3 separate regions of the Homo sapiens genome follow, and all the other regions are linked to region 3. Evidence: chromatin loops called from intact Hi-C (ENCODE). Cell type or tissue: heart right ventricle. All regions are shown on one strand. Links, peaks and the distances in the headings refer to the core of each region. The heading gives the core; the rest is flanking DNA. Region 1 has its middle 180 kb from the start of LINC00639. Region 2 overlaps LINC00639 (long intergenic non-protein coding RNA 639). Region 3 has its middle 90 kb from the start of LINC00639.

What was found. Peaks named below come from ENCODE experiments on the same cell type or tissue, not always from the same donor. Only the 100,000 strongest peaks of a DNase experiment are listed, where the experiment ranks them.
Region 1: a loop joins it to region 3, with 3 times the contacts of the local background. A loop is called at or near these places in 78 of 110 quality-filtered maps.
Region 2: it touches region 3 in a loop (3-fold over the local background); 49 of 110 quality-filtered maps call a loop at or near these places.

Annotation. Positions count from the first base shown.
Region 1 is chr14:38,730,124-38,741,235 of GRCh38, reverse strand. No RefSeq gene overlaps it. Among named protein-coding and RNA genes, the nearest start is that of LINC00639, 180 kb to the left of the region's middle. In heart right ventricle, for the core only: no CTCF peak of the experiment used is centred there; no DNase peak of the experiment used is centred there.
Region 2 is chr14:38,861,442-38,872,553 of GRCh38, reverse strand. All of the region lies in intron 2 of LINC00639 (long intergenic non-protein coding RNA 639), which reads left to right. Among named protein-coding and RNA genes, the nearest start is that of LINC00639, 50 kb to the left of the region's middle. In heart right ventricle, for the core only: CTCF peaks have their summits at 4,602 and 4,806 (motif pointing right); a DNase peak (open chromatin) is centred at 4,803; H3K27ac peaks cover 844 bases.
Region 3 is chr14:39,000,953-39,012,064 of GRCh38, reverse strand. No RefSeq gene overlaps it. Among named protein-coding and RNA genes, the nearest start is that of LINC00639, 90 kb to the right of the region's middle. In heart right ventricle, for the core only: no CTCF peak of the experiment used is centred there; DNase peaks (open chromatin) are centred at 6,611 and 6,764; H3K4me3 peaks cover 1,921 bases; H3K27ac peaks cover 2,138 bases.

The DNA.
Region 1 (11,112 bases), core at 1,803-9,802, 270 kb after region 3:
CATGATAGAATTTAACCAAGGTCTGCACTCTAATGCAGATGATAAGTGCTAAGAGACTCTATAAACAGTTTTTCTTTTGCCATAATCATATAACATAGTTTCTCTCTTGTTTTTCCCCACGTTACACAAAATACCTCCCCTCAGCACATCCTTTTCCAAACACAAATACTCCTTTTGAAATGAGTTTTTGGAATTTCTTCTTAATAGCATGGACATGGGTGGTGTTTGGGTCCACTTTTACTAGCTTTTGGAACTTCACTGAGTTATTTAACTTCATTAAATCTCAGCTTTCTTATTTGTAAAATGAAGAAAATAATATTAGTTACCTCATACCGTTTTTATATTGATTAGAAGATATAGTGTAAAGCACTTAGCACATTGCCTAATATGTGATACTTAGTGATAGCTTTTATTATTACTACATTAAATAAATTGCTAAAAATTAAAAAATAGATTACTTCTAACTCCCAAACTCAGCATCTGATATCATTTTTGTGTGTTCCAGTCCTTGATCATATATGGAAATTACTAATTTCTCCATTAACTCAAAACTTTGATCTTGCCAATGGCAAGGTTTTATCTAATGTACTTCCTCAGCCCTGTGTGCACAGTGGGAATTTAATAATTATTTGTTGACAAAATAAGTCTTCTTGTGACTCTGTCTTCAGTTACTCATAGCTCTCTCCTGACTTTCTCAGATAAACTTCCTGAGGGGTTGCTTGCACCTTTGAACTCCCAGACAGTTCATAAACTACTGAGATTGGCCTTTGGCACCCATCACTCTCCAAAGCAGCACTTATTTAAGTCATTGTCCCTTCCTTGCCCCTAATTCTGAAGGACAATTCCATTCCAATCCTTACTTTCTTATTGACCTTGGAGGCACTTGGAGTGCTGTCAACTCCTCCCCCTCCTCCTGGAAATACATTCTTTGGGTTTTCCTGTCATGTCTCTATCCTCTAGTTTTACCTTCTCCACTTTTACAGCCAAAGTGACTGTTATGAGTTAAATTCGTTCCTCCAAAATTTGTATGTTGAAGTTCTAAGTCCCAGTAACTCAGAATGTGACTGATTACAGATAAGGTGTTTTTTTTTTAATAAGATAATTTTGAGGTAATTTGGCTAGAACAAAGTCATTAGGGTGAACCCTAATCCCCTGTGACTGGTGTCTAATAAGAAGAGGAGATTAGGACACAGACACAGGGAGAAGATGACTATCCCCAGTGAAGGAGAGAGGTGCTGCTTTTCTTGGTACTCATGGCTCCTGTCTGAAACACTCTTGCCCTCCCTCCTCCCCTTGGCTCCCCCACATCTCCTCTTGGCTAACTCTGTGGATCCTTCAGGTCTCAGTTTGGAGGTGCTTGGAGGACTCTCCTGAGCTCTGCTGTGTTCTCCTAATTCCCTGTATTTACTTCTATCTGGCGCTTACTGCACGGCTATAATTGCCTGGCTAATTATTTGTATTTCCTTCCTGGGCCATAAACTCCTTGAAGGCAGGGAAAACATTCCCTTCACTTACATCCCTAGAGACGGACAAGGTACCTGATGTACAGTAGGGTCTCAAGATTTGTTGGATGAATCAATGAGATTTTATTGCTTAGCAGAAGAAAAAATTATTTTCCTAATGGTGGTTGTGGTTTAATAACACAAAGACTTGGTTAAGAATACAAATATTAAAGTTACTTTAATTCTGTAGATCTGCCTGATTTTGAAAATTGTCCATTACAGAAGGAATTTATTCTTGGTGCATAAATGTGCCACTTCATCTACTTCTCTTGAAGATAAAATTCTTAGCCTCTGACCCTTTTGTTCTGTGAAGTACCCACTGCTGCAAGAAAAATTCAAAACAGATAGCATATACATGTGGAAGATAATTTTATTATCTTTAATTATATTTTATACCTCTGTTTTTCACCTATGTAAAACCCAATTAGAAAAGAATCAGATATAAATGTGTTATTTTGGAAGCAATCAACTCACCTTCTGAAGCTACATAAATAAGAAAGCATTAGAGAAATGGGTCCAAAAAGAGTTTGGTTTTCATGTGGTAAACTTGTTATTCTTAGTATCTTGAGGAACCGGCAAACAACACTGCTGACTTAGAACATGTTTTTTTTTTTTTTTTGCTGGTGAAAAGAGAGTGGGTGACTTTGTGCTTAAGACAACTCTAGAAGTGTCCTTTTGTGGATGCCAGTTCTGCAAAACTATTTGGGACTCTGGATATGTAACTCTTTCGAAACCTGGGGATTAGAAGTTTGGCACTGCATACCTTTCAGAGGAGAAGAAGGCTCTGCTTTCGGTATAACTGCACGGCTCTAAAGAATGGCAATGAGCAAAGAATGAGAAATAATTTAATCCACTATTGATTAACATGTTTGTTGTTAAAAGCTAATTTTCTGTAACAGCAGAGATGCAGCCCAGGGTTTCTGGAGACTTTTAAAAATACCTCCAGGCACAGTCAATGTTTAAATTTTCTAAAGCATCCCACACACTGAAGATATTTGTAAGCATCCAACTAAAGACAATCAAAATTAGAACTTAGCAAAAATGTACAGATCACTGGTATATATTAAATTTTAATTAGAAAAATAGAGACTCCTACAAGTAAATTTCATTGTATTAGAGGTTGTCTCACATTTTTTGAAGTAATAATACAATCAGGGAAAACAAATCTTTTCAGTTTGAAATTAACAACAAAAGCCAAAGAACCAACCTCTAAAAGCTCTTTAAAAAACTCTAATTAAAAAAAAATTCATCTCTTTGGCCATGCTCGACTGATGGTACCTATAAAAACTGAGGCACTCTTTGGTGTATGCGCGTTCTCAGAGCAGAATTAGATCAAGGCTCGATGCGAAAGCACGCTGTAGTTACTATTATCAAATGCGGAATCTCATTTTAGCTACTATAAAAGGCCCCTGGTATTAAAACACTGCGTTTATAGATGATGGATGAAAAATGTATTTTTCAAACCATGGCCTTTGTGGTAGAACATGACTTGCTTACTATGGAAATATCTCCAGCTGCCTAGAAATGTTGCCTAGCAACCCTGGAAACAGAGAAAACCTAATATCTCTGAGTTGCTTGTGGGTAAAGGGATTATTAAAAATATCAATTAGAAAAAAAGGACTGCAAAGTTTGTTATTGGGCATGACAACAACTGCTACTTCCGAGTTTGACAGCGTCTCTGTGCCCTCTTTCTCATGGAATTTCAGATGTTTCTTATGTGTTTCCCATGAATTCCCTAGTTTCTAAGTCTCAACAGTGCAGCAAAGAGGGTGACTTGTAGAGGTCATGTCTGTGCTGTCAGGACTCAGCCCTGTTCCCCCAGCCCTCTGCTGGAAGCCGTTCTTTGCCTTGGTGAGCAGCAGTCAGCCAGCCACGTCGGCTTTGATAGCTGTCAGCTTCCTTCAGACCCAGCAATTTCCGGGTGACTGGGAATGATTTTTAGTTGCTGCTGTCCTGACTGTTCTGTTCATTGGCCAAGGCTGGGGGGCAGCTTGCTCTGGAAGAGCACCCTGAAGACACCCGCCTTCTGATCAGATGCCCTGGCTCTGCCCATAGGCTCCCCTGAAGGGCTGGCACAAAGCTTGGAAAGCTTCTTACGTCTACACCAGGCAGACCTGCGTTCTGTGTTGTAAGCAAAGTAAGATGGCAGACTAGGTTCAGGCCCGACTCTCTTCAAAGTCCCTGCTATTCTTTTTCTCACAGGATTAAAAAATTTTTTAGTTGGGCAAATGCATTCTGTGTCTTAGTCAGTTTGGGCTGCTGTACCAAATACCATAAATTGGATGGCTCATAAACCATAGAAATTTCTCACAGTTTTGGAGGCTGGGAATTTCAAGATCAAGGTGGTGGCAGATTCGGTGTTTGTCTTCTGGTCCATAGAGGGTCACTTTCCTCTAAAACCTCCTTATGGTGGCAGGGGTGAATGAGTTCCTTTGGCCTCGTTTATATAGGCACTAATCCTCCTCCTGAGGGCAGAGCCTCCCAAAGGCCTCAGCTTCTAGTACCTCCTGATACTATCACCCTGTGGGTTAGGATTTCAACATGAATTTTTGGGGAAAACAAACATTCAGAATATAGCAATGGGTTCTTGATTCATGTGACAGAAAGCGAATCATTCTGAATTAACTTGAATAAATGAGTGGTATTCAAGCTGAAACTGATAATAGCTTTAAGTGTGAACATAGTTTCCTGGTCAATCTTGAAAAGCCAATCTCCACCAGAATTGTAACTACTCTTAAGAACTTTAATAGCAGTAGTAACCAGCTCGTGCTTCAAATTTCTACAGTGTTACAGTCTATAGAATATTTGGACATTTGCATTCTCATTTGATCTAACTGCTTGCTGGCAAGGGTTACTGTTAGCTCCATTTTATAGCAGTAGAAGTTGATGTCCAAAGAGGTAAGATGACCTGTGACAGCAAAGGTAGAGAGATTCCAAACTTCTGAAGCTTGGGCCAAGTCAACGTCTTTTCTGTGGTTTCAACCCCAGTCAGTACATGATCTTTTTGATGGATGCAGAACCAACTGAGATATTTTCTCCACTAGCCCATTAGCAGGTGCTGCTAATGGTTCCAATCCAGGGCTTTGATCTTGAACTTCTCAGCCTCCAATAGGGGTAGTGTTAGCTCCATTTTCTAGAAGTAGAAGCTGATATTCAAAGAGGTAAGATGACTTTTTCAACATCATTAGTAAATATGTCAGTTCTTGAACTAGGGTCTTCTGATTTCCAGGCCAATATGATTGTTAGTAAGCAATTAAGATGAGGTTCACCTATCATAGAAAGTAGAGACTTGAGCAGTGTAAAGATCCACAAATTTGAGGCATGGACCTCCTTTGTATGGTAAAGCTAGATACAATCTACTTGACTTGCCCCAGTGACCCCATACATTTCATGGAATGTGCATGTGCAGGTATGCCATAGTGACCACCTCTCAGTCATAGCATAACTCCTGGGAACTGAAGCCTGCTTGCTCTAAACCCACCAATTAGAACTCCTTGAGGAGCATCTGTTTGGGCAATTCCCTGAACCATATGAAAGACAGAGGTACCATAAGTCCCTCTCTTTCTCTCTTGCTCCCTACCCAACTGATTGAGTGTGCATGTCCTGAAAGCTCCCGTTTCCCATTGGCCCTACAAGATGTGCTGCCCTCTTCCATCTGGGATTTGTAAATAAGAAACTGCTTCTGTTATTTTGTTTGCTGTGCTGCCTCCTCTTTGTCTCATCTGATCAATACACCTGAACCTAACTTCTTTCCTGGAGAAAAGTTAGGCTCTGTCCTAGAGAGTGGCTATCCACAGGTCAGACAAGAGTCCCACAGGGGTGTCTGCCAGAATAAAGATTTTCCTGTGCAAGAGACACCTGGTCATGGGTTGAACATTTGGGCATTAGGCTATCCATGAGAATAAAGAAGTACCCTGTGAAAGCACACTGTAAATATCCATGACCATCTACCCTGGAGCCCTGTGAGTGCAGCATTGGAATTTGTACCACTTTCCAGAGAGAGACCTCAAGACCAAATTAGAGGAAAATATAACAATTGTATACTGGAAATTTGTTGAGAGAGTAGATTTTTAAATGCGTTCACGCACACACATACAGGGGCAATTATGTGAGGTGATGGATATGTTAATTTGCTTCACTGTGGTAACCATTTTACTATATATAAGTATGTCAAAACATCATGTTGTATACCTGAAATATATGGTAAAATAAAGACATGTTTAAAAGAAATGATAGAAATTCACTGTGAGAATGAAAACTACAGGCCAATCTCTCATGAGCATTTGTGCTAGTTATTTACTCATCTTTCTCAGCTTCACATCTGCCCAATTATGCTATATTTTATGCTACTGAGGCTTGAAGTCTGCAAACTACATTTCCCAGCTTCCATTGCCAGCTGGCTTACTTTTCAATTATGCTAATGGGAATCTAAAGTTCCTGTTTGAAGATCAGAAGTGAACCGAGAGAAGTTTCCTGCTTTTGACACTAATAATGTGGCGGTTGTTGTTTGTTGCTATGACAACAAAGGTAGAGACGTTCTGAAGTCCCGACGCTTGGACCAAGTCAACATCTTTTCTGTGGTTCCAACCCTAGTCACCACAGGAACTTTTTGATGAATGCAGAACCAACTGAGATAGTTTCTCCAGCAGCACAGTAGCAGGTGCTGCTAAAGGGCTCAATGCAGGGGCTTTAGCAGCTTCTAATCTTTAGGTGTCAGTCTTTCTTCCTCCTTTCTCCTACAGCACCCCTCCTTCTTTTTCTTCTTTAGCCCTTCCAAAATATGTGCAACCAATTTCCTATATTAAAATCCCCTTATTACAAAAATGTTGTGATTCAGATAGTTGTATGATCTGATTTGTCCAAAGTCACACAGCAAGGAAGTTTCAGAACCAGATTTGAAACCAGGCAAGAGTGACTATCATGCAGGGCTCAAAAAAATTATTGTGTTTATTTAGAGTATACAACATGATAATAGGGGATACTATATATAGTAAAATGGTTACCATAGTGAAACAAATTAAGATATCCATCATCTCACAAAGTTACCCTTTTTATACACCTGTTAGGATGGCTATTACTAAAAAGTCAAAAGATAAATGTTGTTGAGGCTGTGGAGAAAAGGGAACAGGGGAACAGTTGTACGTTGTTGATGGGAATGTAGCTTGGTGCAACCATTATAGAAAACAGTATGGAGATTTCTAAAGAAATTAAAAACAAAAGTACCATATGACCCAGCAATCACCCTCTGGCCATATACTTGACAGGAATAAGATCACCACCCTGTAAAGATATATGCTCTCACATGTTCTTGTAGGGCTCTCGCCTCAGTAGTTCGCTGCCTCCAGGACATGGCTGTGAGGGGACACATGTGGCTGACCGTTTGGAATAGAGTCCCTCATTTTAAGGGTTTAGATGAGCTCAATTTTTTTTAGTAATTAGGGTGGATTATGTATTAATTTACTTGGATTCAACTATATAACATCAAGACCTGGACCATATTACATTTCTTCTCTTGTTCAATACTTCTCTTACCTAAAGTGGGTCCCTTCCTCCCCCCCATATCTATATGTATATCTATATACCTATATCTAGCTATATTTCTCCACTGATATGCAAGACCTTGACATAGAGCCATACATAGAGGATAAAGAGATTATATTTTATCCCTTTCTAGTCACCTGTGCTAGGAGCCTTCTGTTAGCCTGCTCATCAGCTTTGGCTCACTCAGTCATGGACTCATTATAGTCTCAGGAAACGCTCAGCCCAAATAACTTTTACTAGATCGTCATAGCCCAGGATTTATAACACTGTGGTCAAAGGACGCTGGCATTATTATCATCTGAAGATCTTTTTATCTTTCAGACTTCTGAGTATACGCCTCAACCTAGTGAGCCCTAACCTTATGGAACATGAAACCCTGCAATCTGCTTTCTTATCAAACTGCCCAGGGAACTCCAGAGCAAACTGAAGTTTGAGAATCACGGAGGGGCATCTCATACCTTTTCAAAAAATTAATTGCATGCATGTGCAGGTGTCCTCCCTTCTCCATTTCAAATCTTCCCTCTTTTCTACTCCATGGTACCTGGAGGAGAAACCTTAAAGACGTTTCTCACTTTTTCTCCATTTATCTCTTGCTTTTTGCTACTACCAGTGCTTGCTGCTTTCCTCCTTCTCATGGGAAGAACCACAGTTGTGCAGGGAAGAGCTATTTGCTCCTTGAATGTTTGAAAAGTTTACATGGCACTTATGTATCTTTCAACTTGGTAATTGTCCAATATGGTCACCGAAGAGGCACTGTGCATACTTTACGCGCTGCTGAATTTCAATTCCATAGACATCATCAGTCATTCCTCCTTCTGGGCTGAATGTATGTCTGTCAGTGAGAGTCACCAGACCCTGAATGGGAACATTCACTGAAGAAGGTGTTCCTGTCGGCGTTGGTAGAATGAGAGAATGAGTACAGGCCTGCAGCACTTTGAGCCTCCATCAAACGGGCCTCTCAATCTCTACCCACTCATTTCATTTTTTTTTTGCCTTATTTTACACCCCAACTGCCATAGGCACTACCCTTACCCATTCATGAATCAATGCTTTCTTGCAAGCTTCCTCTAACTCTTCTGACATCCATGGTAACTGGGCCACAGCTAGCACAGTGCCACAAAGAGGTCAGCTCATGCGAGCCCTTGGGAGGGCTTGACTTTATCCTTAAAATCTTTGTGTGTGGCTGTTTACATAGAAACTGACAGAGGTCGAGAGAAAGAAGTAGGCAAATTATGGTGTGCAGGGCCTTGCTCCTCTGCCACCATTTGAGTTCAATCACTTTATACTTTATCTCTGATTTCACTTAAAATCCTCACATGCCTTATAGGGTTGAGATGGCTGTTCACAAATACCTGGCATAAGCCTTTTTCCCTCTGCTCAACCACACAAACAGCATTTCCTGGAGTGCGCTTTTGCGGTTCCTCTAGAGTCTCCTGGTGGATGGAGGTGGAGTGAGGAATGGTACTGAGGTTAACTTCGGTCAAATTGCATATTCTCTTCCTCTTGGAATATCCCAGTAAAGAGTCATTTAGGATAAAAATATGGTTAATTTAGCCCAATTCAAAATTATTCCATCACAAAACACTAACATAGGGTTTATGGAACATAATCCTGTAGAATTCCCTGGGGGATTTTGTCATGTAACTGCAGACTATCCCTAATCTTTGCTTGTATTCTTTCCTCCTTGGATACACCACTGGGCCTTGGTACCTCTATTAGAGCAAAGATAGAAAAAAAAGATTAATTGGGCTTTGCTTAGAAAGGACTAACAAGCTTTTTCAATTGCCTTCTAAAATGAGTATTCTTTCCTTACCTCACCCTGATATTGTAGGTTATTTCTTATCTTGTATGAACTACTTTTCCTAACCATCACTTCTCCTGTGTTCTAAAACATTCTCTCTACTCCAACCACCTGCTGCTTCGTGTGCTATTTGCTTTCTCACTTCTGTGACCTTCTTTATTCATTTTCCCATGCTTAGACTGCCCCCTCTTCCCCTCTGTCTCTTTCATGAAACCTTTCTTGGCTGACATCTCCCCTTCTCTCTGCTCAATTAACCAAAGAATTCATTCAACATATGCCAATTATGTGAAGGACTGGGTTGGGCTCTCAAGATACAGTAATACTGAAGGCAGACCTGGGCTCTGTTACTATGGAAATGGGATTCTCTAGCTTCTGAACCCCACCTCACTTTACTTGCATTACCCTTAGAGTAAGTGCTTTTACTCATTACCTCTTTTTATAATTTTATTTTTGAAACATTTTCAAATGTACAGAAAAGTTAAATGTATAAATGTCTCAAATATATCCTTACCCCAGAGACTCCATTTTAGTCTCCTTTATAACAATGGGGTATGATCTAGGACAGAACCTTACACCCAGCTGTAATGTGGCTCAAACTGCAAACCTGAAGCAATTCTTTAGTCTTTTTACTTTCCATGACCTTGAAGAGTTATGAAGATTAAAGGCCAATTTGGGTCTGTTTGATGTTTCCTTATGTTAAGACCCAGAATTTTTGGCCAGAATTTCACAGAAGTGATGCTGTGTTCTTACTTCATCCTCTCTGATGGCAGTTGTTTGTCTACTTGTCTCATTGCTGGAGAAGTTAACACTGATCCCCTAGTTAAGATGATGTCTGACATTTTTTTTTCTGCTGCAAACCTATCTATCTTTTCCTTTGTAATAATGGGTATTTTGTGGAAAGTCACTTGGAGACTGTGTAAAATCTACTCATCCCAATTTTATCTACCAGTTTTAGCCTCCATTGATGTTTCTTGCCTGAGTTAATTGTTAGCATAACAGTTTGCCAAATGCCATTATTAGTTGCCATTCAGTAGTATGTAAAGATGTATGTATGTGTATATGTACATATGTATTGATATAAGTGTGTACTTAGAGACTTACATCGATGAGTTATAATCCATTACAATGATTATTTATTTTGATGTTCAAGTTGTCCCAGATTTGACCAGTGACAGCTTCCTAAACCTGATGTACCAAGATGTGCACAAGCACGTCTTCTTTCCTTGCCCCAACCACCCTGGAGTTGGCCATTTGTCTAAGATGTCCTGTTTTTGTCTTTTAAGATGGAGAAGTGGCATTCAAAAGTCGAGATCTGTGTGCTTGGTGTGCTTTATTGCTATTGAGATGTTGCTGCCCCTAGGTCCTCTCAGTGGTCAGAGCAAGGAAATCTATGCAAGTATATACATACCTGCATACACACCTACATAATATATACATATCTGCACACATATATGTATCATACACATGTGTATATACACATTTTCATCTCTCTATATCTCTGTATCTATCTTTCTAGGTATACACTGAAAATCATGAGTTCATCCAGATAAACTTTAATTCCAATCTAATGCTGCAGGGGTTGTTTCTCCTTCCCCCTTCTCATATTTGTACCTCATGTTCTCTGACAGTGAAAAGCCTGGTTATCATTATTCGTGATATTTTTACTTATTTACTCAATTCTCCAGTAAGTAATCTCCTGACCTTGCTGGGGTGCTGCCCTGCTCTCACCCCTTCCTTGTGTGGTCCCGCCCTACTCTCACCCCTTCCTTGTGTGATCCTGGCTGTTCACACTGGGATGACTTCCTGCCAGGGATAGGGAAGGGAAGGCAGCCCCATCACCTGTGTGTGTGATGTGTGTGTGTGTGTAAAAACATAAGACTTAAAAAATCATAATTTGACAAGTTATAAAATGCCTCTCCCACCTCTTTTTTTAATGCTTCTCTATGTATTGAAAAATAAACTCGTTACTTTCCTTTAAAATAAACCAAATGAACCAGTAAAGATGATGATTTTATTTGAGCAAACCTATTTTATCAACTTTCGAGTTTACCTTCTTGGCTTAACACCAAAGGACTTACAGTCATTTACACACATTTTGTTCCTACCCCAGGACTCCAAGCTCCTTGAGGACAGAGGCTGGCTTCTGTTTGTTCTTGAGTCAATGGGACACCTTGCACCAGTGTCTGAAGTGGAATGTGTGTCCAATTTGTTATATTGATTATATTCCTCCTATCAGAACTGACCAGCTGTTTTGCAGAATTGATTGAA
Region 2 (11,112 bases), core at 1,409-9,408, 140 kb after region 3:
TCAGGTATAGGTTTATAAAACTCATTGACCACCTGTTGTTTTATCATCTCAAGTTCTACAATTCCTCAGACAGCTCTGTTACTCCCCTCTCACCTTTCCCTGGCCCATTTCCTTTAGAGAACAGGAATCTCAACTAAATTGAAAGAGATCTTACCTAAAACAAATATGTCAAATGCACTGAGCAAAACACAAAGGAAAATTTATTAAGCTTCTAAGATGATGTTATTAACAGTAAAAGTAAAGAAAACAAACATTTGAAATAAGATAGTTGGATTCAAGGTTTAATTTTTGTTTAAATAATCTGTTTTTTATTAGATTTAAAAATGTAATCTTTACTCCAATATGTCAAAAGAGCCAGGTATTATATTACTACAGAGTTTTTCTTCCAGAAGACCTTATAAGAGAAATACAAAAACATAGGAAGAAATACTTAGTAATTGAATAATTCTAGACTCTGTTAAGTGACAAGCAAATTTATTAACCCTGGTAATTTACATGGAAATCAGAGAAACAGTCAACCTAACATTGCATTTTGCTATTTTTTAAGACAGAAATGATTAAACATGTAAATTCAAATTTAAATTATTCATAACTACTGTAGCTGCAGTATTAGCTTCAAGCATTATTAAAAGTAAATGTTTTGCTAATTTGATAAATCATATATCAAATATATGATAAATCAAAGTGTTTTAAATTTTTAATATGATTTTTAGATCTCCTAAACCCCCTGCCCTGCATCACAACCAAATATCCTAACTTTGTTACACGGCCTCTATCTAAGCTCCTGAATTTCTTATAGCACAATGGGGACTGGACTCTCCCTCAGTAAATCTCTCTTTGTGAAGAAATTTTCCATGAGGGAAATAAGTCCAAAAACAAGATTAATGCTATGCTGTCCATCATGTTCTGTATTTTAGCATACCTGCTTTTCCAGTTTCTAAATTCAGAATATAGGTTTTTGTTCTACTTACAACCCCAAGCAGCTTAGGAAAAAAGAAATTCAACTTTATGTAATAATTCTACCTTGGAACTATAGTGTCTGGTTGCCACAGATGCATGGGTAGAGTGTATTCATCCTTGTTTGTGAGTAAAAGCTAGTCTGTGCATCTAACTTAGGAGATAAAAGATATTTGATATTCTAAAATCTTTTCCTTTTTGTTTTTTTGAGATGGGGTCTCACTCTGTTGCCCAGGCTGGAGTGCAGTGGCTTGATCACAGCTCACCACAGTCTTGACTTCCTGGGCTCAGGTGATCCTCCCACCTCAGCCTCCCAAGTAGCTGGGACTACAGGTGCATACCATCACACCTGGCACATTTTTGTATTTTTTGTAGAGACATGGACTCACCATGTTGTCAAGGCTGGTCTTTTCCTTTTTGAAACCACCAAAGCTTTGTCTTTTGTCTATCATGAATAAAGTCATAACTCAATTCACATCAATCTCTAATCAGCACACAAGAAGATTGATTTTGGGTACCACATCATTAGGAGATCTTAGCACATCAAGGTGATATTAACATTAACTCAGCCTTGAGAATTGGAGTATGCACAACATAAATGATCATTTTGCTAAGTTCAACAAAACTGTAAATGTTCAAACTGCCTAAGGGTTGAATTTAGTCGTAGACTTTTGGAGATGGATCAGTTAAACAATCTTTAAGTTGGAAACAGAAGTGTCAATCTGGGCAGAGTATACTGATTTGCCTATGAAAGATGGACATTAGCTATTGCAAAGTTATTAACCTACCCTCTCTACTTGTACTGTTCAGGCTGACCTAACCCCCACATTCATCTGAAATATTCAGGTAATGAGGTTAGAGTTGAAAAAACCTGAATTATGAGGACAATGACTTAGCTTTGTATTTCCATATACGGAACCTATGGTTTCACAGGTGAACAATTTACGTGATGGATTAGTGACAGCCTGGACCTTTGCTGAATTACCAGCCTGGGAGCCTCTGGTTTGTAAATGGTTTTATACTAGCTTGTGGAATGCATTTTGTGCTACTGTGGACTTGAAAGAATGAATATATTTTTCCAACAGGCTTGCTGGCTACCAGGAAGTAGACGAAATTGATCTTAAACAACAAAGGGATTAATCTAAAAGGTCAGAGATGAATTTATGTGTGGAATGTTCAGGAATAATAACAGGGAATAGTTTAGGGGAAAAGCACAATTCATTATTAAGGAGACATTAGCTTCCCAAGGAAGAGAACTATGATTTAAAGTAATAAAATACTAAATTAACTAGGAATATACAAGTTTACAATTTGTATTTTTACAAATTTTTACAAAATTTATAATTGGTGAATCAAGGAATGATATCTGAGATTTTCTTTTCTCAGCCACCAATGGCACACACACAGTCAAATAAAGCAATGTGGGAAAGCTCACACCAACATAGCAAGAAAAAAAAATCACATTCTTTGGGGTGACAAAATGTGCAACAGCTTTTGGCTAGCTGTTTCGATTTAACAGAATTTGGTGAAAGGAAGTTTGAGCTGCTAGGAAAATCTACTTTTCTTCTTGAAAAGCTGATTTTTTTTTCCCCATGAGAAATCTCAAAGTGAAAATTGCTGCTTTCACACTACTCTCTACAGAAATATTAATAAATGCCATTCTGTTAGGTATTAATTAAAACAGTACTTGTTCAATTCTATTTTATCACATATTGTGAAGAGTTGAGATAAAGCTCTCACGCTGTCTTTTTGGATCTGTTAATCTTTTTATTGTACATATAAAAGTATACAGACAAATTGGATTCTCTAGGGGTTGTTACATTCATTCATTCACTCAGTATTTATTTATCGAACAGTAGGTACTGGGAATATTATTTTGTGAGACAGTCTGTTTCCTTGGGAACTCATAGTTTAAAGAGGAAAAGCAGACATGGTAAACAGAAAATTGTAATACAGTGTTAGAGCTCTGCCTGAAGTAGGAACAAGGAAATTGGAAACGATGATCAGGGAAGGGAAACTTACATCTTCAGGGAGGTAGTGCTTCAGGGGAGGCTGAAGTGTTGAGAATCAAGCTAGACCTTTAAGGTTAAAAGATTTTGCTGGAAGAAAAAATGGTCTGGACATTCTAGGCAGAGTAAAACACTGGAAGCATAAAATGTCTGATGGGTTAAATGCTGTGACAGGCTGCCTTTCCCCATCTTGTGGAATTGCTTCTTGAAGGGTGCATAATTTAAAGAAACCTTTAAATTCTGGAATGGGCTTGGTTATGGAAGAAAGCAGCAAGATTTGTCTGATTATCAGGAGCCACCTGGGAGAGTAAATTTTCACTGGGCACAACAAGTAGGCATATAACAAATATTTGTTGCTTTGATGTTGTTGAATTTTATTTGTCCAAATAGAATGAAGAAACACAGCACAGGATGATGCCCAGGAAGTAAGGGCCAGGCATTCGTGGAGGGTTTGGGCCCTTAATAGTTTGTGAAAGAGATTATCAGGACCACATCTCTAAAAGAGAAGCAATTCAAACGCCAAACATCCTAGTGTTTACCAGCAGGAGATTTAGTTTGTACTGCAAGGGAGTGTGGACTTACCCCCAAAGCAAATACACAATTGTGTGTATTTTACTCTGCTGAATGCTCTTGAAATCAATTTCTAACCCATAAAACAGAAGTTTCCCAAACCAAATCCACTATAAAATTCATCTCTGTGGAGAGGCCATAGCTGTTACAGGAGGGCAGGATGGTAGATCAGGAGGCTTTTCTGTTTAAATATTTAAATAGATTTCTATTTGAACAGCTAAATGAAACCAAACTCACTCTCTTATCTCAATAATTAAAAAGAAAATTGCTGAGCTTTCTTTGCCAAGTGTTCATGCCATTTCCCCCCTTTCTTGAGCTTTCTCAGGGTATTCTAAGTGCCTATGATTTGGTTTCTTTTTGGAGTAACTCAAGCAGTCTTTCACAAGCCGTATTTCTGGGACTATGGCAGACCGACTTCATTGGCTTCTTAACGAAGAACAGCCTGGCTTAATGATTAATTTCTAGGTAAATGGGGCTGAACCAAGCCTCACAGGACCTGTCTTGGAGGGGCTGGCTAAACAGTGGCTCCCTGAGAGGACAAGCACATTTCTTCCTGTAATCGACAACTATAGATTTATTTTTCTTAGTGATGTTAAGCATCAGAAGGTACTTCTTTTACTTGCACTAAGCAGGATAGTTTTAATTTTGCCTTTAGGCCTTATCTATTACTGTTTCCCCTGGCAACGTTATCTATAAACTTTTCTCTCTTCATTTTTTTTAATTTCCAAGTAGTTCATGATTATTTCAGAAAAATTAGAAAATACAGAAGATAACAAAAATTAAATTAAAAGCAGCTAAAAATCTTGTCATTTACTAGCATCCTGAGACATTATTCCTAACCTTTCCTCCTTCAGATATGTGCATATAGAACATGTATTTACAAAATTAGAAACACACCGTGTGTGTGTGTGTGTATTGATCTGTTGTGCTAATGTCTTATATTTCTTTGATACAATTATGTGGTCTTAGCAAGACTGGTATAAAGCCATTTCAAATTATGAAACAATAAAAATGATACGAATTTTCTAAGCAACTCAGGGCTCCATATAAAATACACATAAAGACATTTACCAGCCTTTATTTCCTATTTGGTACCCTGCCTATGTTTCACAGACTATAAAATGAAAATTAATATTCTACACTACTGTCCTTCTATAAATAGCTATGGCCATGTGGTTAGCTGCTGCCCAGCATGGTGGGGGGATTAGAACCACCATCTAAACAAAGGCCTGCCTTGCACTGATGTGCTTGTTGAAAAGTACGCCAGCAGAGGGCAGTGTACTTCCAGGACACAACTCAACGCTGCCATGGGCTGTGGAACAATCGGTGGAAAGACTTTTAACACTGCTCTAAATACAAACCAACACACAATTTTACTAGAATATTATTAGTCTGTTTGTGACATGTTTTAAGAATTTGAAGTTCTGACACTAGATTATGGAAACTATATAGCAAAAGTGAAAATGTATTCATTTAATAAGCTTATATTGGCCACCTACAAATGCCATGCTGTAGTAATATAAATATTGAAGACAAAAATCCTTGCCACAGATCAGCAGGAGATAAAAGCATGCAGTAAATGTTTCCAAAATGCAATGATAACACTCATGCTAGCTGAATAAATTCTGTCTAGAGGAACTCAGAAAAGGCCCCACAGAGGAGTTTTGTATGAACTGAGTCTGAAGAATAGCAGGAATTCACTAGGCAGGTGGGATCGGGGATGCAGGGAATTCCTACAGGGAGGAAGGTAGAAAGGCGCAAAGGTGTTATTTAAATGTTGAGCAGGGTAGGTGATTTTGTTTTTTATTACCCTAAAATGTAAGCCTTGATTTCCAGAACAGAGCCCCAGAACAAAACAAAACAATAGTGAGAAAGATGATATTTGCCAGTAGATTTTATGCTATTGTTTAGAACAAGTGTCTGAAATATAATAAATCCATTATATGCTAAAAGCACCAGCATCAAAAATATTTATCTCCACTCACCTTCAGGTAATCACCAAATTCTGACTTGTCTTTTGGTGGACTTGATTAGTTAGCCAGTATTTACACATACATATATGCTGATTTTACAGGAAAGGGGAGATGAAAATGTGTTCATTCAGCATCTCTTCATTGTTCCTACTACAGGTGGGCACTTGTTACAAGTGGTGCTTTCATTAGTGATATGTTCTTTTGGCCTGCCTATTCTGTATTGCTCATGTGTTGGTTCAGATTCCCTGATAGGCCATAAATGCTTATTTATCTGGATGAGGGCCTGTTTTTCCTTTGTGTTTTCCCACAGTGCCAGGCAATATAATGTGCATACACAGCACAGCCGTAAATGTTGACTGACTTTATCTATAAGGCCCACACTGACTTCTCACAAAGAAGGAAATGATACTAGAGGAAAGGAGGACGACGGAGATGATGTGGAGAGGCTATAATTAACTTTTCACATGACAGGGCAATCCACATGCTGAGAGGAATTCTCTCTGGCATAAGACAGTGTAGAATTTTGTACGGAACTATACCTTCCATGTTTCCAGCTGCTCACACCTCTTGCTTAATTAACAAATGTTTGTATAGAGTGGTCAAGACACTCGATATACTAGGAGACCTAATTGTTATGATTACTTTACATTAACATCCTCTCTGCAGCTGCTTTAAGTCTGCATTTTGGAAAGTATTCACAGAAGCTACTCAAAGGAGCTAGAGTGGTTTGTTTATGGCATTTTACTTATACAATGTTCATTTGTCTTTTTATTTTCTTCCTTACTTGTCTGTATTAGGAAGTAGCTGTTAACTAACCATAACCAAAGTGACCATATTCTCTTTTGACAAGTTTTTTCCTAATCAGATAATCACCTGCTGCGTATTTTTAAGTAAACTCTAGAGGATCTTCCTAAACAAGGCAGGAAACCAAGAAACTCTAAAATGAAAGAGTACTGAATTAGGATAAAACCAAATTGTTATTGCAAATAACCTCCCCTCTCCATGTGGCTCAAAGGACACAAAAGCTTATTTTTCTCTCATGAAACATTTCAGAGGTGAGCATTCCAGGTGGTTGCTGACCACTGGTGGGGGCCTTGTGGTCGTTCAGGAACTCAGGCTCTTTATAGTTGACAAGTCTCAGTGTGCTAGTTAACAATTTATTGCCTTTAAGCTCCACTTGCGCTCTTTCATATGTTCTGTGATAACAGTGGACAGAATTCCTGCAGCCATCTTCCATTTACAGTGGGTAAGATGTTACACTTTCTCATTAGAGGGTGCTGGAGGGACATTGCTAGTGAAAGGGGCTTCTGCTGTTTCTGGCAGCTATACAGTGGGTCAGCAGTGTCAATGTGAGGCCATTCTGTAGAGTTCTGCTCTAACCATGCACTCAGAATGAATGATCCTTTAGCAATGTTACAGCCTAAGCCTGGCCTGGGGATAACCTTTCTGCAGCCCAACTCACTTGAAAAATGGCTTCTGAAGGCCTCCTGCCCCTACAAGTGCAGTTTACTTTGCAGACCTGTGCCCAAGAGCCTCACTCCCTCTGCATGCCCAGGCCAAGATCCCCAGTTGCTGACTGCCTGTGCCCAGCCTCTACTCCAGAAGATTGCTTCCTGCTTGTTCAGTGATTGCAGTTAGCTCTGGCCTGGGCAAACAAGTAAACTTCTCTGCTATCTAGTGGGCTGAACCCCAGCCTTGGGAAAGGGGGTCCCCTCTAGGTTTGGACTTCCTCAGGGGCTCTTCCTCCGCCCAATGGTACTGTATTATTCTATTCTAATGCTGGTAATAAAGACATACCCGAGACTGGGTAATTTATAAAGGAAAGAGGTTTAATGAACTCGCAGTTCCACGTGGCTGGGAAAGCCTCACAATCATGGCAGAAGGCAAAGGGGAAGCAAAGGCATGTCTTACATGGCAGCAGGCAAGAGAGAGAGCATGTGCAGGGGAACTCCCTTTTTATAAAACCACCAGATCTCGTGAGACTTATTCACTCTTATGAGAACAGCATGGGAAAGACCCACCCCCGTGATTCAGTAATCTCCCACTGGGTCCCTCCTAGGACATGTGGGAATTCTGGGAGCTACAATTCAATATTTGGGTGGGGACACAGTCAAACCATATCAGGTACCATATGGTGTTTTCTCTTATAGTCACTCATTGATTAGAGTTTAACAATATATTAAGCCCCACTCCCACCCAGTTTCTGATTGGACCCTGACTGATACATGTGGCTTTGTTGTCTCATAGGATATTGTTCCCTCCATGGTCAAAATTTGCTGTCATGTCCAAGTTCTATCTGGTGGAAGGAGAGGGAGCATGGAGGGGGCATGAGTACTTCTTAAGACCTAAATGTGGGAAGAGGTACACATTTATCCTGTGTGTATCACATTGATGAAAGTTTGTCCTAGGGCTACACCTAACTGCAAGGGAGTAGGGAAGTACAGTGCAGCCATATGCCAAAGAAGCAAGCAGAATGGGTTTTAGCGGGCAACTGGTAGTCTCCACCACAATTGCATAAAAATTAAAAAAAAACCCTATATGGTAAAAGACATCAAAAGTAAAAGAGAGCCATGGACTGAGGAGAAAATGGACATCACATATGGAAATTTGTGGGAGAGTTTTGAGGGATATTAGCAATATGCCAGACAAGAGGGTTATAGTCCTCAAAGTTCTCCCGTGAATTGATTGCAAAAATAAACTCAAGTTAAAAAATCGAAAGGCTAAACAAACCAATGAAAAACACAAATACAGAATAAACACCATAGAGAAGACATTCAACTTCATGAGAAGTTAGGGAAATGCAAATTAAAGCAGCCATGAGAAGATAACAGATTAGAGGCTCTTAGCATTCCTCAGCCACTTCATGATAGCAAGATAGTAAATAAAGATTGACTCTATGAGCTTTAATTCAAGAAGGGAAATGAGAGTACACTAGAATTATGAATGATACCCCAGATCTTGGATAGGAGAACATGACCAAGCAGCTCTCATGATGGCGTCCAGCTGATAAAGGTGCGTGAAGCCCCAGAATGAGAGATATAGATAGCCTCCCTCTGTGACTTTCTTTCCATTGGGGATATAAGCAACCCAGGCTGAGGGAAAGCACTTTGTTTCTCTCAAGCCCTGTAGCTAACCTGAGGAGAGGCTTGAAGATGTTGTGAGGGAAAGATATCAGGAAAAGCCGCAGACATTTTCCCAGACCTGGGACTGAGAGCAGGGAGCCATTTTTACTCCACGAGCATACAAAGGCAACTATTCTTGGGTGACCTGGCAATGCAACCATGCAGGCATTTTAGTCTTGGGCCAGAGATTAAAGAGCCTGCTTTAGAGTAGGGTAGGGGCTTCCACAGTTAGAAATGTGGGAAGTGCCTCAGAAGTAGATGCTGGAATTGTGCTTTCCCCCATTGTAAGCCTGGGGCGGGAGGAGAGCTGCTACAGCTGCACTTTCTCCTGGGTGGTGAGACTTGCAGCCAGGGCTGGCTTGGTGACCTGGAACTGATTTGCATGTGCCATTTCTGGGTGCCCCTGCTTGCTCCCCTGAGCACATGGTGCAGCAGGACCCTCTCTGCTCCACCTCTAGGCAGAAAATTAGGCATTCTGAGCACCCACTTGCCTGGACCAGCAGCCTAAGCCACCTCACCCTTCATGGACATAGATTGCAATGCAGCTGGGCCCTCTCTGCTCCACACACTTGCCTGGTTCAGCAGCCTGAGATGCCCACCCTTCCTGGACATAGATTAGGGTTCAGTGGGACTCTCTGCTTCACATCCAGGCATATCTCCAGGCATTTGGAATACCCATTCACCTGGACCAACAGCCTGACCCATCCTGCCCTTCCTGTGCAGAGATCCTGGTGCAGACAGATCTCCAGGCATTGAGAGGAACCACTCATCTGGTCCAATAGCCTGAGCTGGGCCCCTCTTCCTGGGATATCAGTTGTGGTGCCGTGGAGGCCCTCTCTGCACCATGCCCAGGTAGATCTTCAGGAATTTGTAGAACCTGCTCACTTGGATCAGCTGCCTGAGCTGCCCCACCCATCCTGTGCAGAGACCCTGGTAAAAAGGGGCTTTCTCAGCTACACACTCAGGCAGATCCCCAGGCATTCAGAGCACCTACTTGCATGGTCCAGCAGCCTGGGTCACCAGTCCTTGTGCAGAGATCTTGGTGCAGTAGGGGTCCTCTCTGTTCCACACTCAGGCAGCTCTCCAGGCATCTGGAGCATCTACTCTCTTGGATTAGGAATTTAGGCCACCTTCCCTTATTCCTGTGCAGGGAACTTGGGGCTGAGGAAGTTTCCCAGTTTCATGCCTAGGCACATGTTTGGGTGCTTAGTGGCTGCCCCCTGGATTCTTCCTTGGTGCCTGGTATTTGTGTTTGTCATCAGGGGACCTGTAAGTGGACCTGCCTGGCCTGGCCCTGTCCTTTGTGGCCCCCACCCATGCTAGGACTAAGAAGGGAGCCCAGACCACTGTGCATTCCATGAACCAGCCCATTGCCTGAGGCAACAGAGAGCTTCTGCCAGTAAACAAGGATCAAGTATATACCCAGCCATGTTTTTCACAGCTGGCTCTTACCTAAAAGCACTATCAACTGGCATATAGGCTGAACTGCACAGCGCAATATAAAACCTACTGAAAGAATGCATAGAGCTATAGAAGCAAAGCCAAAAGACCCTACCCAGCACTCTCTCCAGTTGCACATGAAGCAGAGGAAAGGAGAAAGGAAGAGAAAAAAATACTATGGGGAAATAAATAAAAAGAAAAAATCCTACTCGTATGAAAATAATTACAAAAATTAGAAGTGCCAGCATTTCCAGACAAGAAGAAACTAGAACAAGAATTCTGGCACTGTGAAAAATCTGAATATAGTGACACCACCAGAGAATTGCTGTATTAGTCACAGTTCACTAGAGGGACAGAACTAATAAGATATATTTATATATATAAAGGGGAGTTTATTAAGTTTTAACGTACACAATCACAAGATCCCACAATAGGCTGTCTGCAAGCTTGAGAAGCAAGCAGAGCCAGTCTGAGTCTCAAAACTGAAGAACTTGGAGTCCAATGTCTGAGGGCAGAAAGCATCCAGCATGGGAGAAATATGTACCTTGGAGGCTAGGCCAGTCTGGCCTTTTCACGTTTTTCTGCCTGCTTTATATTCTCTGAAAGCTGATTAGATTGTACCCACCAGATTGAGGGTGAGTCTGCCTTCCCCAGCCCACTGACTCAAATGTTAATCTCGTTTGGCAACACACTCACAGACACACCCAGGAACAATACTTTGCATCCTTAAATCCAATCAAGTTGACACTTGGTATTAACCATCACAATTGTACTAGCTCGTTAGCAATGTTCCCTAATCAAAAAGGAAACTCAGAAATGACAGGTAGAGAATTTAAAGCATGGATTGTAGGGGAGCTCAGTTAGATCCAAGACAAGGTTGAAAATCAACACAAATAAACTTCTAATGCAATCCGGAAAATGAAGGAAAAGATAAACATTTTAAAAATCAATCAATCAGAGCTTCTAGAACTGAAAATCTCACTTAAGAAATTTCAAAATATGATTGAAACCTTTATCAAGAGACTGGACCAAGCAGAAGAA
Region 3 (11,112 bases), core at 2,123-10,122:
ATATCAATAAGGTTAAGAAGTTTAGATTTTCTCTTGAAGGCAATGAGGATCACATGGCAGAATAAAGCAGGGAAATGTACAGAATGGAGAAGCCTGAAGAGTGTCAGGCTGAATGCAATCAACAAGGAGGTGTCTGGGAAATACCTGTCATTTAGACACGAGAGATGATGTTCTGAGGAGGCCTGTGGAAGTGATAGGATTTAGACAAGAGGGATGATGTTCCGAGGAGGCCAGTGGAAGTGATAGGATCTGGAGGAGAAGGCTGCTCTGCTTGGAGTCACCTCTCTTTGGCTAGAAAGCTCATTCTTAAAGGTACCTTCCCAGTGAAAGCTTCTCTGAATTCCCATGACTTGCTCTTATGGCTATCTGTACACAGTCAATATTACACGGTTTCTTTGTTTGTTTTGTTTGTTTGTTTGTTTGTTTTTTTTACAGTATTGGTCTTTCCTGTTAGAATGTGCTGCCCATACTGAGGGCAGTTATTTTTGTCCAAAGTTTTTGCATTCCCAGAACTTATTACGTGGCTTGGCACATAAAAGGCTGCCAAATATTCGTTGAATAAATGAATTAAAAAATGGATGGGTAGTGGGTTATCTTGTGAAATATTATGGCCAAGCCATTGCATTAAAAATCTCAAGTGGACACAAATGGAAGACTCCAGGATCCTGCAGTGCAGACAACGGGCATTGCCCCAGAGCTGCCATGTCAAGGATGTCAAGTCATGGAGTTTGAACACTAGGCATGGGCACTTTGGCTTTTTGAGTGAAAAAAGTTGTTTCTGGGTTTTAATGTGTTTAGGGATATAAAGAATCAGGGACCCCTCTATTCTATGGTCCTCTGACCTGATGGACTGAAGTTCCAGTGTGCCACCATGAAATGCAAGGGAAGTAACAGGGAGCCACATCCACCCACCTGCATCTCAGATAGACATCCTCCACACGGCCTATTTGCTGTTTGCATAGTAGACTAAAATAAAAGCAACTTTGAACTACTTGAAGTCTCTAGGCTTGCTTATCCTCAAAACCAAAGCAGTTTGCTGTGGTCTAGCCTAGCTATTCAACTACATATGCACAGCCTTTGTTATTGTTAGAGTTTTATAATTTTTGCTAGGCTAACTGGTGTGAAACGGTATTTCATTATTTGATCCTGATTTATTTAAGTTTTAATCTTTTATCTAAAAAAGTTCTCATATCTGGATTCCTGATGTGAATCCAGTAGTCTTCTATGAGTACTTTCTATCTGCTTCCTAATTAGATTCAACAGAAGTTTGTCTCTTTTATCAGTTCTTTCAAAGAACCATCTTTGGGGGTAATACATCAGTTTTAATATTTTTCTATTTTCTTATTTATTACTTTCTTCTTTTCCTATTCATTAATTCCTTCCTCGTGCTTACCCTTGACTGGTTTTATTGCTTTTATTTGTTTGTTTTTAGAAACAGATCTTGCAGAGTTTCCCAGCCTGGAGTGCCATGACTATTCACAGGCACAGTCATGGAGCCCTACAGCTTCAAACTCCTTCAAACTCCTGGGCTCACGTCATCCTCCTGAGTAGCTAGGACTATAGGCATGCACCATTGCACGTGGCCTTACTGTTTTCTTATAAGTTCTCAGTTCATTATTTTGACACTTAAAATTGCTTAATATTTAAAGTGCTTACAATTTTTTTCCCCTGAGTGCCTCATTTGTAATATCATATCCTTTTATATGTACTGCAGTGTTCTCATTTTGATTATTTCTAAATTGATTGTAACAGTAGTTTTGATTTTTTTCTTTTACTTAGAAGGTTTTTAGAAGGTGGTGCTTGACTTGTGGGATACATAATTTGATATATATTCATTAAATAGTATGTATTTTTTAAAACATTGTGTCGTGTTTAGTTTTTTCTTATTGGATTTGTCAAGGTGGAGACTGTCAAAATCTCCTATTATGACTGAGTTACTGAAGACATATCCTTGCATTTTTAAGAAATCTGTATGTGTTTCAATACAATTCTAGTCAGCATGTAAGGATTGGACTGTCACTGTGATACAAAGAAACCTTAATATAAAATGATAGTATTTGCCCTATGTAAAGCTTTTGGCCTTAAATTCATTTTAATTTGAAATTAGTATTTTCTTTTCTGTTTCTCTTTTGTTTGCCTTTGTCTTTCATATATTTTTCCTTTTCTTTTACTTTTATCCCATTTATGGCATTTTATATTATAACAGCCTCTTAAAAACAGCAGTTTGAACTCAATCCGCAGCCCTTTGACTTTAATGCATTAGGTCTTACTTATCATCTTGTTTCAAGTTTTGTTTTGATAGTTCTTTGCATTTCTATTGTTTTGAAGTATGGATCTTATTTGTCCTTCTTTGGAGATAAACACACATTTAAATTTTGTTACAGTACTTAGTTTTCAAAAGCACTTTTTTTTTTTTTTTTTTGTTAACTGCAATCACCCCCCTATTTAATACCTGTTGGGTATAATCAGCACTATATTTGGTCTGGGGAGTTTGGAAAACGGAAAAGCTATTTCAGCTTTCTTAAATGATTTAGGAGTGATGCAGAGTATAAAATCTCAAATTCAAAGTGAAGCTGAGTCATTCCTGGGTCTGGAGATGCCTACTATCTGATTGAAGAAATCAAGAGTACTGCAGACCACTGGGACCTGCCTAGGTGGAACTCAGCACAACTCTGGTGCAGCTGGAAAGAAACATTTGGGAACATTCAGATTCATAGTTTTTGGGTATAACTTGGAGGATATTTGAAAGCACTTCAACGGAATTGAACACTCAGGAGGTGGGGGACAGATGTTTACAGGCCAGTGTTAGATGGAGGGGAAGTAAAAACCAGGGTTAGACTCTCTGGCCAGAACTTGAAATATTTTCCTGGTTATTGGCTTGTCCAGTACTTTCTGTTCAAATGTTCAAAGGTCAAACTTGATGTGTCCTCATGTCCAAAAGCACTTTTTAACTTACATTTCTCCAGTTGTTAAAGAGTAAAGTCATGTTTTTCCATTACCTTCCACCTTCTTGCTGCTCATTGTTCCTCATTCACCCATTTTTGTTAATGTATTCTGGATTATTGTAAATTTTTTTTAATTGTAAAAATCTAGATTTAAAAATTCCAGATTATTATAAAAATATAAAAAATTGTATCTATTAAGAATGTTTTGACATTGCTTTAGTTTAGTTTTTCTTTTTTTTCTTTATTTTTACTTTTTTTGAGACTGAGTTTCCCTCTTGTCGCCCAGGCTGGAGTGCAATGGAGCAATCTCAGCTCACTGCAACCTCCGCCTCCCCAGTTCAAGTGATTCTCCTGCCTCAGCCTCCCGAGTATCTGAGAGTACAGGTGCACAACACCACTCCCAGCTAATTTTTGTGTTTTTTTTTTGGTAGAGACAGGGTTTCACCATGTTGTCCAGGCTGGTCATGAACTCCTGGCCTCAAGTGATCCGCCTGCTTCAGCCTCCCAAAGTGCTGGGATTACAAGCGTGAGCCACCACGCCCATCCTAGTTTTTCTTCTTAAAAAAACCTGTTCCTACAATGTAATGTATCTTTGTTTCAGTCATTTTGGAGGTCTGGGAGTAATGTCATTCCTTCTTCATTTTCATCTCCTTTTAGGGCTTTTTCTTCAGTCAATTGAAATTTGTCTTCACACATCTTCTTAAAAAAGATTTACACATGAATGGGTGTATTTTTTAAGATATCTGAGTTTGTCTTGTTGCTTTCACAAGGGTGAGACAACTTGGCTGCTACTATGGTCTGAATGTTTATGTCCCCCTAAACTTCATACGTTGAAATTGTCACCCACAAAGTGATGGTATTAGGAGGTGGGGCCTTTGGGTGGTAATTAGGTCATGGGGGTGGAGCCCTCGTGAATGAGATTAGTGGCCCAAGAGAGACCCCTTTGCCTCTTTTGCTATGTGTGGTTAGAGTGAGAAAAAGGTTGTCTGTGAGGAAGCAGGCCCCCACCAGACACCGAATCTGCTGGTGCTTTGATCTTGGACTTTCCAGTCTCCTGAACTGTGAGCAATAAATGCTGTTTATAATCTATCCAGTCTATGGTATTTTATAATAGTAGCCTGAATGGACTAAGACAACTGCATATAAAATTCTTGGATCAAAATACGAGTTTCCCCTAAAGTCTTTTAAAATATTTTACTGCCATTCTTTGGCATGGAATATTGCAGTACATTATATTTTAATCTGGAACAGGAAATAATAGGGGACAGTGTGATACAGTGTCTCAGAGAGCTGACTTTAGGACCTCACAGACAGGGAGGGGTTCAAGGCCTCTGTCTACCACTGACCTGCTTCTCACTTACCAGTCATAAGGCCTTGGGAAATTTTGACGTTGGTTTTCCCAGTAGTATAAAGAACCTAAAAATGGTATTCCTCATAGGGTTATTGTAAGGATTCAGTGAATTAATTCTATAAAGTTATAAATTCTATACAATTATAAAGCTTAGTACCTTTTATACCTTTCTGTTTCATTTTGGACTTTTTTTCTGGGAACATCAGTTGCCTAAATTTCCATCTCTTAATTCTCTTTCTTTCATGGTCATCATCTTAGCTCTCATTGTTTTTCTCTTTAGTTTTTTTCCTTTATATTCTATATGAGTATACAAGTTTATCCTTATTTTTCTTTTATTAAACCTGTTTTTTTCCTCAACCTAGATTTTAATTCTGCTAATATGTTTATAAAACTTTAAAAATAATAAAAATACATGCACATGAAGAAAAGGGTATAAATCCTAAATATACACCTTGAGAAATCATGGGAATAAACTGTTTATCACCTCGGGTTAAGAAACAGAACACTGTAGGCTGGGAGTGGTGGCTCACACACATAATCCCAGTGCTTTGGGAAGCTGAGTCAGGAGCATTTTCAGGACTTCATTTGAGACAGCTTGGGAAATGCAGCGAGACCTCCATCTCTACAAAAGATAAAAAAATTAGCCAGGCATGGTAGTGTGTGCCTGTAGTCCCAGTTACTGGGAGGCAGAGGCAGGAGGATTTCTTGAACCCAGGAGTTCAAGGCTGCAGTGAGCTGTGAGCGTGTCACTGCACTCCAGCTTGGATAACAGTGCAAGACCACATCTCTAAAAAAAAAAGAAACCAGAACATTACAGCATCCCATAGGCTCCCCACATGCCTCATACCAAGCATGCTCTTCTTAACTGCAATACTCTTCTGACTTTGATGGTAATCACCGTGTGACCTTTTCTTTTTCTTTTTTTTTTTTCCTGTGGCTGGTTTACTTCACTTAGCATTTCATCAAGGTTTATCCATGTTGTAGCATGTATGAGAATTTCCTTTCTCTGTAAGGCTCAATAATATTTCATTGCATATCACATTTTGTTTATCTATTCATCTGTCGACGGACAGATGGGTTGCTTCTACCTTTGGCTATGGTGAATAATCTTGCCATGAACATGAGTGTACAAATATCTCTTTGAGATTCTGCTTGCAATTCTTTTGGGTGTATACTGAGAAGTGGAATTGCTGAATCATATGGCAATTCTATTTTTAATATTTTGAAGAACTGTCATACTGCTTTCTATAGCTGTTGCACCAATTTACATTCCTATCAATATTGCACACAGATTCTGTTCCAATTTCTCCATATCATTGCCAATGTTTGTTGCTTTCTGTGCTTTTGATAGCAGCCATCCTATTGGGTGTGAGATAGTACCTCCTTTTGGTTTCGATTTGCATTTCTTAATAATTAGTGATGTTGAACATCTTTTCATATGCTTGTTGTCCATTTATATATATTCTTTGAAGAAATGTCTATTCAAGTCTTTTGCTTATTTTAAAAATCAATTTTTTTGTCATTGTTAAATTGTAGAAGTTCTTTATATTTTCCAGATACTAGACCCTTATCAGATATATGATTTGCAAATATTTTTTTCCTAATCTCTGGGTTGTCTTTTCACTTTCTCGATATTGTCCTTTGAAGCACAAATGTTTTTAATTGTGTTGAAGTCCAATTTATCTATTTGTGTGTGTGTGTGTCTGTGAATGAAGAGCTTCTCAGAGCCTTTCCTATGTTCACGTGGATCAAGATTCCAAAAGACAGATGGATCTTACTGCATTTCCACAACTTAGCTGACCACAGAAACCTAGTTCTGTGCCTCCCGCATCATCGTATTCTCCTCACAGAATAATTTGCAAGTCACAGAACACACTCTGAAATATTCTGCTTTAAGGGTTTTCAGTACTCCATGAAAAACCCTTCAGCAGAAGATGAGACATCACATATTCAGAACCCTAAAGCCAGAATAGATTCAGCCCAGTGCCTGACTTCAGGGATGAGGGCCCAATGACCTGCCCAAAGCTTGTGAGATTGGGGAGAAGATCAGACCCCTGGGACAACTACCCAAATGGGGAACTCAAGACAGGAAGCGTTTGTCTTATCAGTTGTGCATGGGGCTGGGGCTGGGTGGCAGGACCTCAGTCAGTTGCTTCCAGAGTGAGGATTTTAGGCCCATCCTTCGCTTGTGTGAGCCTTTGGCTTGGAAAGGCAGGGGCCCTTCTCCTCTCCTGTGGGATGCCAGGACTTGGGCTGCCTACAAGCTGGCCAAGAGCTTCCTTGATTCCCTGCTTCGCTGTCTGCTCTGGACACTCGGCAGACTTCTTTCTCTGGAAGACTCAGGGACAGATGAATGACTGAGTGAAAGAGCCAGAATCCAGGCCTTGGTGGAGCCTGGACTTGGTGGAGACTGGCCCAGCCTGTCAGTGGGGCTGAAGGGCTAAGCTCTGGGCAGTTTCTTATGGTCTCAGAGGAGATTCTAGAAACAGGCTCAGGAGGGCTTTCATAAGGCTGCCGTGGGCTCCGCTGGACACAAGCACATCCCAAGCTGGATCCAGCTGCTGAGATAGCAGCTGTATTCCATATCTAGGATTTCGTTTACCGAGATGACAGCAAGGTCCAGTGCCTGATGATTATGCAACTTTTTCTTTGAGAGTCTGCACACACATCTCAGGCAATCTCTTAGTCACATGGGAGGCCAGAGAAGCAATAAAATTCTTTCTCATTCACTCCTTCCTAACACATTATGACTCTGGAGAAGCTAAGTGGTTAGAATCCAGATTCTTTGTTTTTATAGCTGCATATAGAGTAGGTTACATTTCCCCCTCTATATGCAGCTCTATCTTGTAAGGAACCATTAGATGGGCAGTCCCTAAAAACATGGTGTCATGGAAAGAGCAATGGTTTTACAGTCTCATAAATGTGCGTTTGAATCTAGAGTCCTCCAGGTACTGGATGATTGATCTTGGACCACTTCTTTCACGTCTCTGAACTTGATATTATTCTTACACTTAAAATGGAAATAGCAATACATGTGAAAGATTTGGCACATATCAGTGGTTTCATAAATGCTAGTTTCCTTCTCAAATTGCATTGTACAGGAAAATCATCACAGGTGATGAAATTTTTCAATTGGAAAGGATCTTGGAGATGATCCAGTTAGATTCTCTAGTTTTTCAGAGGAGGAAGTTGGAGCACAGAGAAAGTGACTTGCTGAAGGACACGCTACAAAGTGAGATCGCTAAATTCTACGCAATCCAAGTCCCCTTGGGTAACTGAAGGCCCTGACTGGCTCCTCTCCACTAGGCACCAACACTGCTCTTCTCAGGCTATTTACATGCTTTATCTTGAGGCTTGAGTTTTGACCATTGGAAGCACTATTGGCCATGAGAATAGAAGACGAGAGGTTTACACAGTTACTCAAGGAAGCTGGCAACTTCAACAGCTCCTTATTCATTTCCATGGCTTCCAGCTGATTTTCCTGTGTTCGGCTCTGGGAAACAAGGAACCCTCTCTGCTTGGTGGACATCACCCTGCACACCACCCCTGCCGCCCACCACTCGCGTCCTCTCCAGTTCCTGCCTCCCCTCTCTGCCTGCTGCAGATTTGGCTGCTTCTTTATCCTATGACCAGTTTTCATCGGCTCTGAGGATTAGCAGGGACCAGAGCCCAAGCCCCGGGAGTGCTCAGGTGAGTTCCCCGTGATCAACCAACCTCTGTGTTCTCCTCCCTCCCCTCTGACCTTTTTGTTTTCAGCAGCTTGGCAACCCAAGTGTGCATCCCTAAATACTGTTGTTTAGTTTTTAAACTTTAGATACATAAAATCAACCAATTTGAATTTTTGGTTTGACTTCTTCTTTCACAAGTCATTATATTTGTGACACTTCTCTGTGTTGAGACTAGCTATAGGTTGCTCATTTTTTGTACAGCATGTCGTTATTTGTGTATACTACCATATTACCCTCTCAACAGTTGGGCAATTGGGTTTTCTATGGTTTTTGGCTACTACAAACAATGCTGCTATAAGCATTGTTGAAATTTGTATCTCGATGCCTCTGAAAAGTTTCTTAGGGTAAATATACCTGCTAGAGGGCTTGCTGGATAATAGAGCATATATATAATAAGCTTTAGTAGATATTGCCCAACCATTTACCAAAACTGTGCTGCATGCTTTAATATTTTTAATTTCCTTAAAATCCTTCATCATTTTACCATCTCGTTTCCTCGTTCTGCTTCTCTTTATTAAAAACTCTGTCTTTTTGTACCATGCCTAAGAAATTAATCAGAGTTTGGAAATTTTTTTCTGCATTATAAAAAGAGTTTATTTTCAGATGTTAGCTCTTTTTCTTGCTCTCTTAAATATTGTTCTCTTTCCTTATCTTATAATTTTTCCCCATAGACTTGTGTTGTATTTTTTTCTTGAACAAGGTGAGACGAAGCTAGACTCCATGTTTGTCATCAGACAGTGTATATAGACATTTTCTTATTCCCTCCTTACCATGTTTTTCACAAACAAATGTTGATGTGGTATCTTTTTTTAAGAGATGTGAAGGGAGGTTAATGCACTGAACTTTCAATCAAATTCCCCAGTTCTTAGTGGGCATTTGTTTAATGTGACACCTATCTCAAATGCTTGATTCTATGATATGCAAACCATCATAATGAACAAAAAACCACAATCCCCAGCAATCATTGCTCCCATGGCAGAAGCCAGAAGCCACCAGCTGCCACTAGTCCCTCCTAGTGCCTCCTACCTCTGTACATACACTAATCACTCCACTGTGTTCTCGAATTTGTAATCTCTGCCTGGATGCAGAGATTTGGAGGAGTGGGCTGGGGGAGGAGAGTATTGTGTTTGACACATAGAGAAGGAGAACCCAAGAGAGAATAGAGGGCAGATGCCTTAGTCTCTGGTTGCTGTGTTTCTTTTGGACTCAGGGGATTGGAGGTGGGGAATAGAAATATATTTTTTGTTTGTGCATTTCTTTTCCAAATGGCTTCTTTTTCATGAAGCAAACCAGGGTATGTGATCTGCCGAACAATCAGTAATTTTTTTCTCAGTGCAATTCCAAATGCCTTGGGCTTTGTGTTGATTCTACTAAGATTCTGGAATGGAGATTATTGATCATGTAGTTACATGAGTGGTGGGTTTTTTCTTATATTTCTCAAGGATACTTCTAGTGCAAACATAGGAGCAACTTTATGGGAGGATGTTAGCCAGGTTACACTTTGATTTGGAAGTTATATCATATTTCATTTAATAAGCAAAGTAAATAAACATGAAGGCAGGGTATATATTCTTAAATCTATTGAACTATATTAGCTGGATATGTTATGGTAAAGGTGCGGTAGTATCTGTTCAAAGAACCAAACCTAAATCTACCTCGTCATATATGGGGTAACGGCATCAGTATTAGGGTTACTACTGAGATTTTAAAAACTCATTTTTTTTGTGATATTAAACTGTTTTTGTACAAGCCAACATTAAAGAAGAAGGTGATGACATCTAGTGAATTGAAAATGCCAAGATAGATGATCCACACATTTAAAAATGCATGACCTTTCACACACCATCAGTGTGATATATACTCTGAGGAGTAAAGACTAAGAATTTTTCTTTAATTAGTTATATTCTTAAATGGACTAGAATAGTGGTTTTCAAACCTGGCTGTGCATCAGAATCCATTGGAGAGCATTTCCGAATGCGTACTTATTTGCTGTCACACTCAGACTTACTGAGCTGGCATACCATGGGCATACCAGAGTATGGGAGTGCATTTAAAGAGGTGCCATTGGACTGGGGCACAGCCCTTTTCCTCTTGCTTTTCTAAGCTTCTGGGACACTACTGGTACAGGTGCATCTCTTCCAGAGGGATCATGGAGTCTGGTCTCAGGTCTGATCTGGTTCCAAGGGCTTCTTGCACCCAGACTGTTCTGAAGAGATAAGCAACTATCATTCAAGAAAAGTTGCTGGAATTTTGTAACCATTCTGGGAGTTAGGATGTATTTTACAGAAGGGGCAGCAGGATCAGCTTGGTAATGTCATGCACAGGGAGCTAAAACCTGAGTGTATGGGGTCACAGAAGCAGCTCAAAATCCCATTGAAAAACCAATGGTGAGGCTGGGGGTGGTGGCTCACGCCTGTAATCCCAGCACTTTCGGAGGCCAAGGTAGGGGGATCACCTGAGGGCAGGAGTTTGAGACGAGCCTGGCCAACATGGTGAAACCCCATCTCTACTAAAAATACAAAAGTTAGCCAGGCATGGTGTGGCTCACGCCTGTAGTCTCAGCCACTCAGGAGGCTGAGGCAGAAGAACCGCTTGAACCTGGTAGGCAGAGGTTGCAGTGAGCCTAGATAGCACTATTGCACTCCAGCCTGGATGACAGAATGAGACTCTGTCTTAAAAAAAAAAAAAGAAAAAAGAAAACCAATGATGGAGCTAGGGCTAATAGTTATACCCCAATGGATGCAAATGTCTATGTGGGCAGTACAATGGAGTGGAAAAAGTATGGCTATTGTAAACACAAATATGTGTATTTGAATCCAGTTCTTATACGTTTTGGCTGTTTGACCTTGACCAAATTAATTTGATCAGAACTTCAGTTTTCTCATCGATAAAAAACATAGGAAAATAATATCTACCCCATTGGGTTGTTGTGGAGAAAATGCAATGTGAATGTGAAAATGTCTTGGTATATATAGTGCCTAGGACATAGAAATTTCTAAATAAATGTTATTTTTTCTTTTTTTTCATGCATTCTCCTTTTTTGCAATCACTCTATGAGTTTTTTGTTTGTTTGTTTGTTTTTTGTTTT